2 separate regions of the Homo sapiens genome follow, and region 1 is linked to region 2. A link is a contact called in ENCODE Hi-C or POLR2A ChIA-PET data. All regions are on one chromosome and are shown on one strand. Each heading gives the region's core, a stretch centred on a gene start or an enhancer-like site at or near the end of the contact. The rest is flanking DNA. Distances are from core to core; before and after follow the strand shown.

Evidence for each region. A loop is a pair of places that touch in the nucleus more often than their neighbours do. ChIA-PET counts read pairs that join two places held with the same protein, here RNA polymerase II (POLR2A).
Region 1: a loop to region 2 is called in a map of mesothelial cell of epicardium, with 18 times the contacts of the local background. The contact joins the promoter of GJC3 here to the promoter of MYH16 in region 2. A Hi-C loop is called at or near these places in 1 of 168 maps with a recorded cell type or tissue (mesothelial cell of epicardium). POLR2A ChIA-PET finds 5 or more read pairs at or near these places in 1 of 52 experiments (BJ).

What each region holds. Positions count from the first base shown.
Region 1 is chr7:99,927,738-99,933,259 of GRCh38, reverse strand. GJC3 (gap junction protein gamma 3) reads left to right here and starts at 3,640. Exons shown (of 2, transcript NM_181538.3): 1 at 3,640-4,420. The coding sequence starts at 3,640. RefSeq lists enhancers at 3,257-3,841, 3,842-4,427.
Region 2 is chr7:99,271,542-99,276,397 of GRCh38, reverse strand. It overlaps MYH16 (myosin heavy chain 16), which reads right to left and starts at 3,559. Exons shown (of 24, transcript NM_001431356.1): 1 at 3,321-3,559; 2 at 2,975-3,056. The coding sequence starts at 3,055.

The DNA of each region.
Region 1 (5,522 bases), core at 2,391-4,890, 660 kb before region 2:
CAAGGAAGGGTGCTTAGGGTTAGATATGAGAGCTCCAAACCAAGGGGCCCTGGGCAGGTCCTTTTGTTCTACTGTTGCCCCTCTCTCCTTTCCAAAACCCCAAAGCTCTGTGGTGAGCTCTGGAGACCTCAGCTTTGTTCTGAGAGCCTCTGAGAGGATTTAGGTGTCTCTTCATGGGCCTGGGGTGGGAATGGGAGAGACAGAAAGAAAGGGGACACTAGGTACGGCCTCTGGAAATGATTTGAATCCCTGACCCTTGAAATATGTCAGACCCACCCTGTGTGAAATTCCACGTCTGCTGGAAATGTGACGGAAATGTGTTTAGAGGGTGCTGGACCTGCACTTCGAAATAAAACAAGGCTGACAGCAAGACTTGAGAATTTACCTAATGATCATCTAGTCTGATAACTCTCAAGAGAGGAAGGACAGAAACCCTCAGAGCCCTGGGGATGCTTCCCATAAATCCAGGGACACCCCCCCTAGACTTACAAGATGGGGCAGGGCTGCAGGTATCCTCACAGATGGGGCTGGTTGAGGGAGGATGCGTGACCAACCTAGATGAACTCAAACTCTGACTCTTAATGGCTCAAAATATAGTGTCTTGCAGTTGGTGAATGATGACATATTTCTCTGGTCAATTGAGACCCTTAGAATTGTCCCTGGGACTCATCTCAACCCATCCTTCTGACTGAGACCACAGGGGAAGTCCAAATTACAGGGAAGATAATTTGGGGAACAAATCCTTGAAGAAGCAGGAAAGATGAGACCCAAGGACACAGATTTGGAAGGCAGAGTAAACTTGGATAACTGTAGGTCCACTTCTTTCTCTACAATGTTAGAAAAGGAAGTAAATATTAAGATAAGAGAAAGTAGTATCTGTGGGGTTTCACATCAGTGTCTCTATTTTCTCTTTGGAGTAAGAGGTTTTCGTGGTGTCTTAGTCTGTTTGGGCTACTATAACAAAATACCTTAGAGAGGGTAATTCATAAATAAGAGATATTTATTTCTCAAAGTTCTGGAGGCTGAGAAGTCCACGATCCAGGCACCAGCAGATTCAGTGTCTGGCAAGGGCTTGTTCCTCTTAGATGGCACCTCTTGTGTATCCTCACACAGTGGGAAGGGATGGAGGGGCTCCCTGGAGCATCTTTTATAAGAGCACTAATCTCATTCATGAAGGTTCTTTCCTCAAGGCTTAATCACCTCTGGTTTGATACAGTTTGTTTGTTCCCACCAAATCTCATGTTGTAATTTAATCCCTATAGTTTGATGGTGTTGGGAGGTGGGGTCTAGGGGGAGGTGTTTGGGTCCTGGGGGCAGATTCCTCATGAATAACTTGGTGCCATTCTTGTGGCAGTGAGTGGGTTATCGCTTCTGTGAAACTGGATTCATTCTTGAGGGAATGGATTAGTTCCCTCAAGAGTGGGTTGTTGTAAAGCCAGGATGCCCCTTGGGTTTGGTCCCTCTTCCCCTTTGACCTTCCCTGCCATGTTTTGACACAGTATGGAAACCCTCAACAGAAGCTAAGCAGATGTGCAGGCTGCAGAGCTGTGAGTCAAATAAACCTCTTTATAAATCACCCAGCCTCAGGTTCTCCTTTGTGGCAACACAAAATGGACTAAGACACTTGGTAAGGGCTCCACCTCTTAGTACTATCACACTGAGTACAGCACTTCCACCTTTCCACCTCTTAATACTATCACATTGAGTACAGCACTTCCACCTTATCTGTGGGAGATATGTTCCAAGACCTCCAGTGGATGCCTGAAATTGTGGATAGTACCAAACTCCATATATACTATGTTTTTTTTCCCCATATGTACATCCCTATGATAAAGTTTAATTACAAATTAGCACAGTAAGAGATTAACAACAATAACTACTAAGAAAATAGAACAATTGTGGCTGGGCATGGTGGCTCATGCCTGTAATCCCAGCACTTTGGGAGGCCGAGGCAGGTGGATCACAAGGTCAGGAGACTGAGACCATCCCGGCCAACATAGTGACCCTGTTTCTACTAAAATACAAAAAATTAGCCCGGCGTGGTGGTGCGCCCCTATAGTCCCAGCTACTCAGCAGGCTGAGGCAGGGGAATTGCTTGAACCTGGGAGGCAGAGATTGCAGCGAGCCAAGATCGTGCCAGTGCACTCCAGCCTGGTGACAGAGCGAGAGTCCGTCTCAAAAAAAAAAAAAAAAAAAAAGAAATAGAACAACTGGAACAATTGTAACAATATGCTGGCATCACTACTCTTGCTTTTTGGGGCTATTCTTAAGTAAAATAAGAGTTACTTGAACGAGTATTGATAGTTGATCTGATAACCAAAATGGCGATTAAGTCACAAACCAGCAAGGAGCGTCTACAGCGTTGGATACCCTGGACAAAGGGATGATTCACATCCTGGGTGGGATGGTGTGAGATTTCATAGTGCTACTCAGAACAGCACACAATTTAAAACATTAATTTTGTATTTCTGGAATTTTCCATTTAATATTTTTGGACCTCTGTTGACTGTGGGTAACTGAAACTGTAGAAAGTGAAATCGCAGATAAGAGGGGGGACTACTGTATTAGGTTCTAGCATATGCATCTTGATCATCATTCAGACCATACCACATGGTCTTCTGAGTGTGAGGGTAACCAGATGAGTGAGAATTTAGGCTAAATGGGGACGGTTTGAAACAGCTGCTGGGCATTGGGGAAGGCAGCTGATTAGGACAAATATAGAGATGGTGAACTTGGGCTTGTAGCATTGTGGTATTTTGGCTGGGGAACAGAGGGATTTCTGAAACTTATCCTTGATCATGGTCGCCTGTCACCATGAGGGAGATAATATGCCCAAGGAACAATGGCAAGTGGGGGTCAAAAATCTGAATTTCTATCTAGTCAGTTCTGGCTCTGGCCCCAAATCCTATAGTATGTAATTCTGGTAAATTCTGCTGGGTTACCTTCCAAATGTTCTCTTCTTCCTCAGCTTGTAAGGCCTAAGAGCATCAGACTAAAGCAAGCCTCGATGCTTGCTCTGTTCATTTCATCCATCACATCTAGCCCCATAACCTAACTACCTCTCAACTTTACCACTGTGATGGGAGAAGAGGACATCCAGACACACCTGTGATCATCCAAGGGCATGGAGGAAGAGAAAAGAAGACCGCAAGAGAATGCACATTCCCTCTCAGCATCAGCACTAATTTGCTTAAGATGATGCTGTAGGAGCACCAGGCCTGGCAGCCATCAGCTGGGGAAGCAATACCTTTCAAAGGAAAATTAACAAAACATCCCAGTCTACTCTCTTACGTTCAGCCTTTGGGAAAGAGAGACGGAGGGAAGGAGGGAAAGAGAGAGATGAAGATGTATCCTGGTCTCTCCAACCTGAGAGTTCCTCTCCACTCCAGCAGTACAGAAGGGGAGGGCAGAAGAGAGAGCCACACCACACACACTCACTGTTATTATTTTACATAGATGATTTCATTAAGTAGTAAAGAGGTGCAATCAGAGTCTTGGTATTTAATCAGTCAGATACTTGGAGAGGAATAAAAAAGCTTGCCTTCAGTGATCCTTGGATTAGGAGTGACAAGGTGGACTGGAGCTCCCTCTGAAGGACAGTGAACAACACTGATCTCTTGTCCTCTGCTCCAAAACAGGATGTGTGGCAGGTTCCTGCGGCGGCTGCTGGCGGAGGAGAGCCGGCGCTCCACCCCCGTGGGGCGCCTCTTGCTTCCCGTGCTCCTGGGATTCCGCCTTGTGCTGCTGGCTGCCAGTGGGCCTGGAGTCTATGGTGATGAGCAGAGTGAATTCGTGTGTCACACCCAGCAGCCGGGCTGCAAGGCTGCCTGCTTCGATGCCTTCCACCCCCTCTCCCCGCTGCGTTTCTGGGTCTTCCAGGTCATCTTGGTGGCTGTACCCAGCGCCCTCTATATGGGTTTCACTCTGTATCACGTGATCTGGCACTGGGAATTATCAGGAAAGGGGAAGGAGGAGGAGACCCTGATCCAGGGACGGGAGGGCAACACAGATGTCCCAGGGGCTGGAAGCCTCAGGCTGCTCTGGGCTTATGTGGCTCAGCTGGGGGCTCGGCTTGTCCTGGAGGGGGCAGCCCTGGGGTTGCAGTACCACCTGTATGGGTTCCAGATGCCCAGCTCCTTTGCATGTCGCCGAGAACCTTGCCTTGGTAGTATAACCTGCAATCTGTCCCGCCCCTCTGAGAAGACCATTTTCCTAAAGACCATGTTTGGAGTCAGCGGTTTCTGTCTCTTGTTTACTTTTTTGGAGCTTGTGCTTCTGGGTTTGGGGAGATGGTGGAGGACCTGGAAGCACAAATCTTCCTCTTCTAAATACTTCCTAACTTCAGAGAGCACCAGAAGACACAAGAAAGCAACCGATAGCCTCCCAGTGGTGGAAACCAAAGAGCAATTTCAAGAAGCAGGTGAGAAGGACACGCTCTCTTCCTGTCACTGATGTTTGTGTCCTGATGATCTCCTCCCGGGGCAGGTCCCTCACCTTTCTGGGAAGTACAACTTCTGCATGTTACAAAGTAGGTAACCAGGTTCTAGGCAGATGTGTTCTGACCGCCACTCCCAACCCTTTTCTTTGTTCTCTCTTGCTCTCAAAATCTATCCCAATGTCCATCCCCATCAACTTGATGGTTCCTTCCAGCGAACAAGGACAAGAGTGCTAGTCCGTTGTCCCTCCTGAACTTCCATTTAGGTCTCTCTCCACTTAGGAAAAATCTCAGCTTCTTCTTGATTCTCTACTTTGCAGAGTTATAAAGACACCTGACTTGCCTGAAGGAAACTCTGTGATTGAATCTTCTTTCCAACATCCAGTGAGTGGGGATTCATGTCTGTGACAAATTAGAGGCTGTTGAAGGATCTCTAAGGGCCCCTTGGGCCATGTAGTCTAAAGCATTTCCTGACTGTGCCTTTTCACTGGAATTTTCTGGTGTCAGCATCACAATTTTTATGGGCTTGGTTCAAGAGTCAGCCGGGAGAAGCCTCCCTAAACTGTGTCTCTCCCCTGTCCTGCTCAATAAATATTGATGACTGCTGTTGGCATTCCTGTTGCTGAAGATAATGCCCCTTCCTGTCTCACTGGCTTCATTTACCTCTTTTCTGTTTTTCCACATTCTCTGCTCCCCTTATCATCAAAGTTTTGTAAATGAATGCCCCTCAGACCTGCAGCACATGTCATAAGCCAGAAACTCTGGGCTTCAAGCATATATAAGTCAGTGTCCTCTAATATCTATAGATTTATCCAAATACCCGGCCATATCCTTAAGGAAAATTACTGTGAATTCAGGGGCTTAGGCCCCCTTGATCACTGATAGCTCTGATTTCTGCTCAATTCTCATTCTTCATTTCTGCAGTTCTCGTTGCAGCTTGTTACAATTGTCTCCAGAACTGCAGCAACTCATGCTGGACCAAGTTCCTACTCTTTAATTTCATAACCCTCAATACCACACAGAAAAAGCAGTAGAGTTCTACTGCTGATATGCTGATTTGGGAGTAACAGCAAGGGAGGCTGACATC
Region 2 (4,856 bases), core at 2,310-4,809:
AACCACAGAAACATTATACCATAGATACAATAGATACATAGTCAATAGATACATTTCCCAGGAGGGAAAATGCCCTAGACATGGATTTGGGAGGAGGGACAGCCTGCGCCTCTTTTGAAAGATAACAGATAAACCTCGTTCATTGCCAGCCTGGCTGTTGAGAATCTGAGATGTCACAGTGGCAAAGCTGGCATGAAAAGGTTGCAGTAACCACCATACTTTGCCGCTGTGTAGCACTTTTTATTCAATGGAAACCTACTACAAGTGTTTTTTCATTGACCCAGCCTATCTGGCTTTGTTAAATAATATTAGAGCTTAGTTAGAATACTAAGAGGAGAGGATTTAGAACAACAACAACAAAAACTAAAAAGGCCGGGCGCAGTGGCTCACGCCTGTAATCCCAGCACTTTGGGAGGCCAAGGCGGGCAGATCACCTGAGGTCAGGAGTTCAAGACCAGCCTGGCCAACATGGTGAAATCCCGTCTCTACTAAAAATACAAAAAATTAGGCGTGGTGGCAGGCGCCTTAATCCCAGCTACTCGGGAGGTTGAGGCAGGAGAATCGCTTGAATCCGGGAGGCGGAGGTTGCAGTGAGCCAGATCATGCCCCTGCGCTCCAGCCTGAGCAACAGAGCAAGATTTTGTCTCAACAACAAGAAAAACTAATTAGAACAGGACCTTGTTCTGTCAGGTCTAATTAGTAACAAGCAGGGGAGTTTACAGCTGTTGCTACCATGTCTTGCTCAGAAGGAACCTTAAAGGCCATTGGCCTGGGTCTTCCCAGAGTCTAATTGTATACCAAGGGATCTGGTGAGATGCATTCAAGCATAGACACCCTTTGATTAGAGTTGTGACATAGTTACTTTAATAGGCAATTTAAAAAATGAAAACTCAAATCCACAATTTTGTGGGTAACATTTGCTTAGGATGAGATTAAAGCAGGTAAGACTACAAAGTTTCCTTTTAAAGTAAAAGTTGTGGCTGGGCACAGTGGCTCACGCCTGTAATTCCTGGAGGCTGGGGAGGATCACTTGAGATCAGGAGTTTGAGACTGGCTGGGGTAATGTAGCAAGACGCTGTCTCTACAAAAAATTTAAAAATGAGCTGGGCGGGCGCTGTGTACCTGTAATCTCAGCCATTTGGGAGGCTGAGGTGGGAGGATTGCTTGAGGCCAGGAGTTTGAGACCAGCCTGGGCAACATAGCAAGACCCTGTCTCTTCAAAAACAAAAATTAAAAATTAGCTGGGCATGGTGGCACACACCTATAGTCTGAGCTATTCGGGAGGCTGAGGTGGAAGGATCGCTTGAGCCCGGAGTTAGAGGCTGCAGTGAGCTATGATTGCATCACTGCACTCTAGCCTGGGCAACAGAGTGAGACCCTGTGTCAAAAAAAAATTTTTTTTTTCCAAAATAAAAAAGCGAGGCCAGGTGCAATGACTCACATCTATAATCCCAGCAGCACTTTGGGAGGCCAAGGCGGGTGGATCACCTGAGGTCAGGAGTTTGAGACCAGCCTGGCCAGCATGGTAAAACCCTGTCTCTACTAAAAATACAAAAATTAGCCAGGTAGGGTGGCAGATGCATGTAATCCCAGATACTCAGGAGGCTGAGGCAGGAGAATAACTTGAACCCGGGAGGCGGAGGTTGCAGTGAGCTGAGATTGTGCCCCTGCACTCCAGCCTGGGTGACAGAGTGAGACTCCGTCTCAAAAAAAAAAAAAAAAAAAAAAGTGAATTAATGTAAAGAAAGGTGAGTCATGGAACAGGCGGGGAAAGCCAGGCGGCACCGGCAACGCCTGGCCTTTGAGACATGCTCACCTAGATTCCTCTCCAATCCCAGGTCCTCCAGGGCCGGCCTGTGTGTGGATACATTTGGGGAAGCAGAACTTACTATTCCTCCCTTTCCATCTGTGGTGGGTGCTGATTGTTAGCTAGTTCTTTCCCATGGGGGAGTGTAAAGAAACTTCCTTGTGAGCTATGGAGGACTCAGGGCCACCCGAGATGACTCAGAGCCTGTCCCCACCCTCTGCGGGTCCTCCTTTCTCCTGAACATAGCTGCCTGGTGCCTGACTCCCTCTTCTGGTGCCCAGAGACATGTCCCTCTTAATGGTGGCCCCAGCACAGGCATGATTGGACCCATGTGCAGTGCCATGGCTGGTGGCCTCCTGCCTTGGTTGAGGGTGGCCTGGCTGCTTGGGACCTCTGTGGGTCCCACCACCTGGCTGACTCACATACCATACTCATTGCTGTTTCGGAAGAACAGGAAATGAGAGGTCGGACCTTATCATTTCCTGAGGTTCCCCCAGCTCTAAGCCAAGAACTCACTGGAGTTGAAGATGCCTCAACATGCCCAGGGGCAAGGAGTCAATAATCAAGCTCACTTTTTTTGGTGGGGGTGGTATGGCGCTCTCCATCTTAAGTGGATTTTATTTTGAGGGATGAGATGGAAGGCAGAAAGACACTTGCTCTCCTTTCCTTTCCTCTCTCCCTTCCTTTCCTCTCTCCCTTTCATCTCTCCCTTCCTTTCCTCTCTCCCTTCCTTTCCTCTCTGTCTTCCTTTCCTCTCTCCCTTCCTTTCCTCTCTGTCTTCCTTTCCTCTCTCCCTTCCTTTCCTCTCTCCCTTCCTTTCCTCTCTTTCTTACTTTCCTCTCTCTCTTCCTTTCTTTTCTTTTGAAATGGGGTCTCACTGTGTTGCCCAGGCTGGTCTCAAACTCCTGGCCTCAAGCAATCCTCCTGCCTCAGCCTCCCAAAGGGCTGGGATTACAGGTGTGAGCCACTGTGCCCGCCCCATGATTTTTCTTAGGGAGGAATTAGTCCCTGTCTGGACAGAGGCTAGATTTTTGTCTCTAAGGTGCCCTCATTTTCAAACTGTTCTTGCAGCCTCTCACTCCCGAGGGGCATCTCTGTCCAGGATCAAGCCCTCCCCCAGCCCATAGGCAGCAGCAGTCCCCCCTGGCCTGGCCCCTCGGCCCTCACCTTGTTGTACAGCTTCCACCAGCCCCAGAAACGGAGCTGCAGGAACTTGTGCACGTTCTGCTGAATGACTTTCAGGCCCATTCTGCGAAAAGAATCCAGGGTTGAGTGGGTTACAATGAAGGTGTTAGGACCTGGCTTCCCTGGGGAAGGGGTGGGGCCTGGGAATAGAAGCCAGCAGATCTACCTTGTTCAGACACCAAAGTGCCTTCTCGAGACCCAGCATTGCCCATGTGGTCTGCGGCAGGGAGACTCACGTTGGGGTCAGAGCTTAGCAGCACGATAAGGGAGCTGAGGTGAAACCTGATGGAACCAGGTCCCTCCCAGATGGCACAAGGCTGAGACATACCAGTCATTGACTCCTGCATTTTCCCTCCTCCACCAGAAATCACCCATTAGTCTCCAAATCCCATGGATCTGCAAAGTTGCTGGAATCTGCCCGTTTCTTGTTCCCTGCAGCTTCACTCAACTGCCATTTATTGAGGACCTCCTGTGCACCAAGGCCCTGGGCTGAATCAGGCCAAGATCCCTCACATCAGCCCCTAACTGGTATCCCTGCCTTCAGTCCAGGGCTGCAGGTGGCCTGCTGATGGGAACAGGAATTCATTACTAATTCTATGACCACAAAGAAATAGAGTGAATCACAGGTCATCTGGGATGGACCTACCTTTTTTTTTTTTGAGACAGGGTCTCACTCTGTTGCCCAGGCTAGAGTGCAATGGTGCAATTATGGCTCACTGGAACTTTGTACTCCCTGGCTCAAGCAATCCTCCTGCCTCAGCCTCCAAAGTAGCTGGGACTACAGGCATGCACCACCACCTGCGAATTTTTTGTTTCTGTTTTTTTTTGTAGAGATGGGGTCTCCCTATCTCCTGTTGCCCAGGCTGGTCTCAAACTCCTGAGCTCAAGTGATCTCCCACCTTGGCTTCTCAAAGTGCTGGGATTACAGGTATGGGCTACCACACCTGGCCAGACCCAGCCCTTTAAAAATTACCAGGTTAGGGAGATGGCTGAAAAACATGGTTCCAAGGGCAGGGATGTGGAGTGAGAATTGCTGAGTTCTAATCCTGGCTCTGCATGAACCTGCCCCAGTTCCTTAACCTCTCAGACCTCAGTTTCCACATCTGTAAAGTGGGGGTGCTGGCCCTACCATGCCCCTCTCATAGCATCATTATGTGAATCAAGTAAGAGGAAGGCTGTGACATGACTTGAAACTATAAAGAGAGGGTTTATATTAGTTGTTTCCTGTTAGGGGTTAAGCTGTGTCCTCCGAAAGGATACGTTGAAGTCCTAACACCCAATACCTAGGAAGGGAACCTTGTTTGGGAATAGGGTCTCAGCAAATGTAACTAGTTAAGATGAGGTGGTCATACTGGAGTAAGGTGGACCCTAATTCAATGACTGGTGTCCATATAAAAAGAGGGAAGATGGGCTGGGCGCAGTGGCTCACGCCTGTAATCCTAACACTTTGAGAAGTTGAGGCAGGTGGATTGCTTGAGCCCAGGAGTTTGAAATGAGCCTAGGCAACATAGGGAGACCTTGTCTCTACCAAAAAAAAAATTAGCCAGGTGTGGTACAGTGCACCTGTAGTCCTAGCTACTCAGGAGGCTGAGGTGGGAGTATCACTCAAGCCCAAGAGGTTGAGGCTGCAGTGAGCTATGATCGCACCACTGTACTCCAGCCTGGGCTACAGAGCAAGACCCCATCCCCCACTCAAAAATAAAATTTAAGGCGATGGATATCCCAGTTATCCTGATTTTATTATATGAATGTATCAAGTTATCACATAAAACCTAAAATATGCATAGCTATTAGGTATCAGTAAAAAAATTTTTAAAAATTCCTGTTGTTTGAAGCCACCCAGTGTGTGAACTTGGTTGCGGCA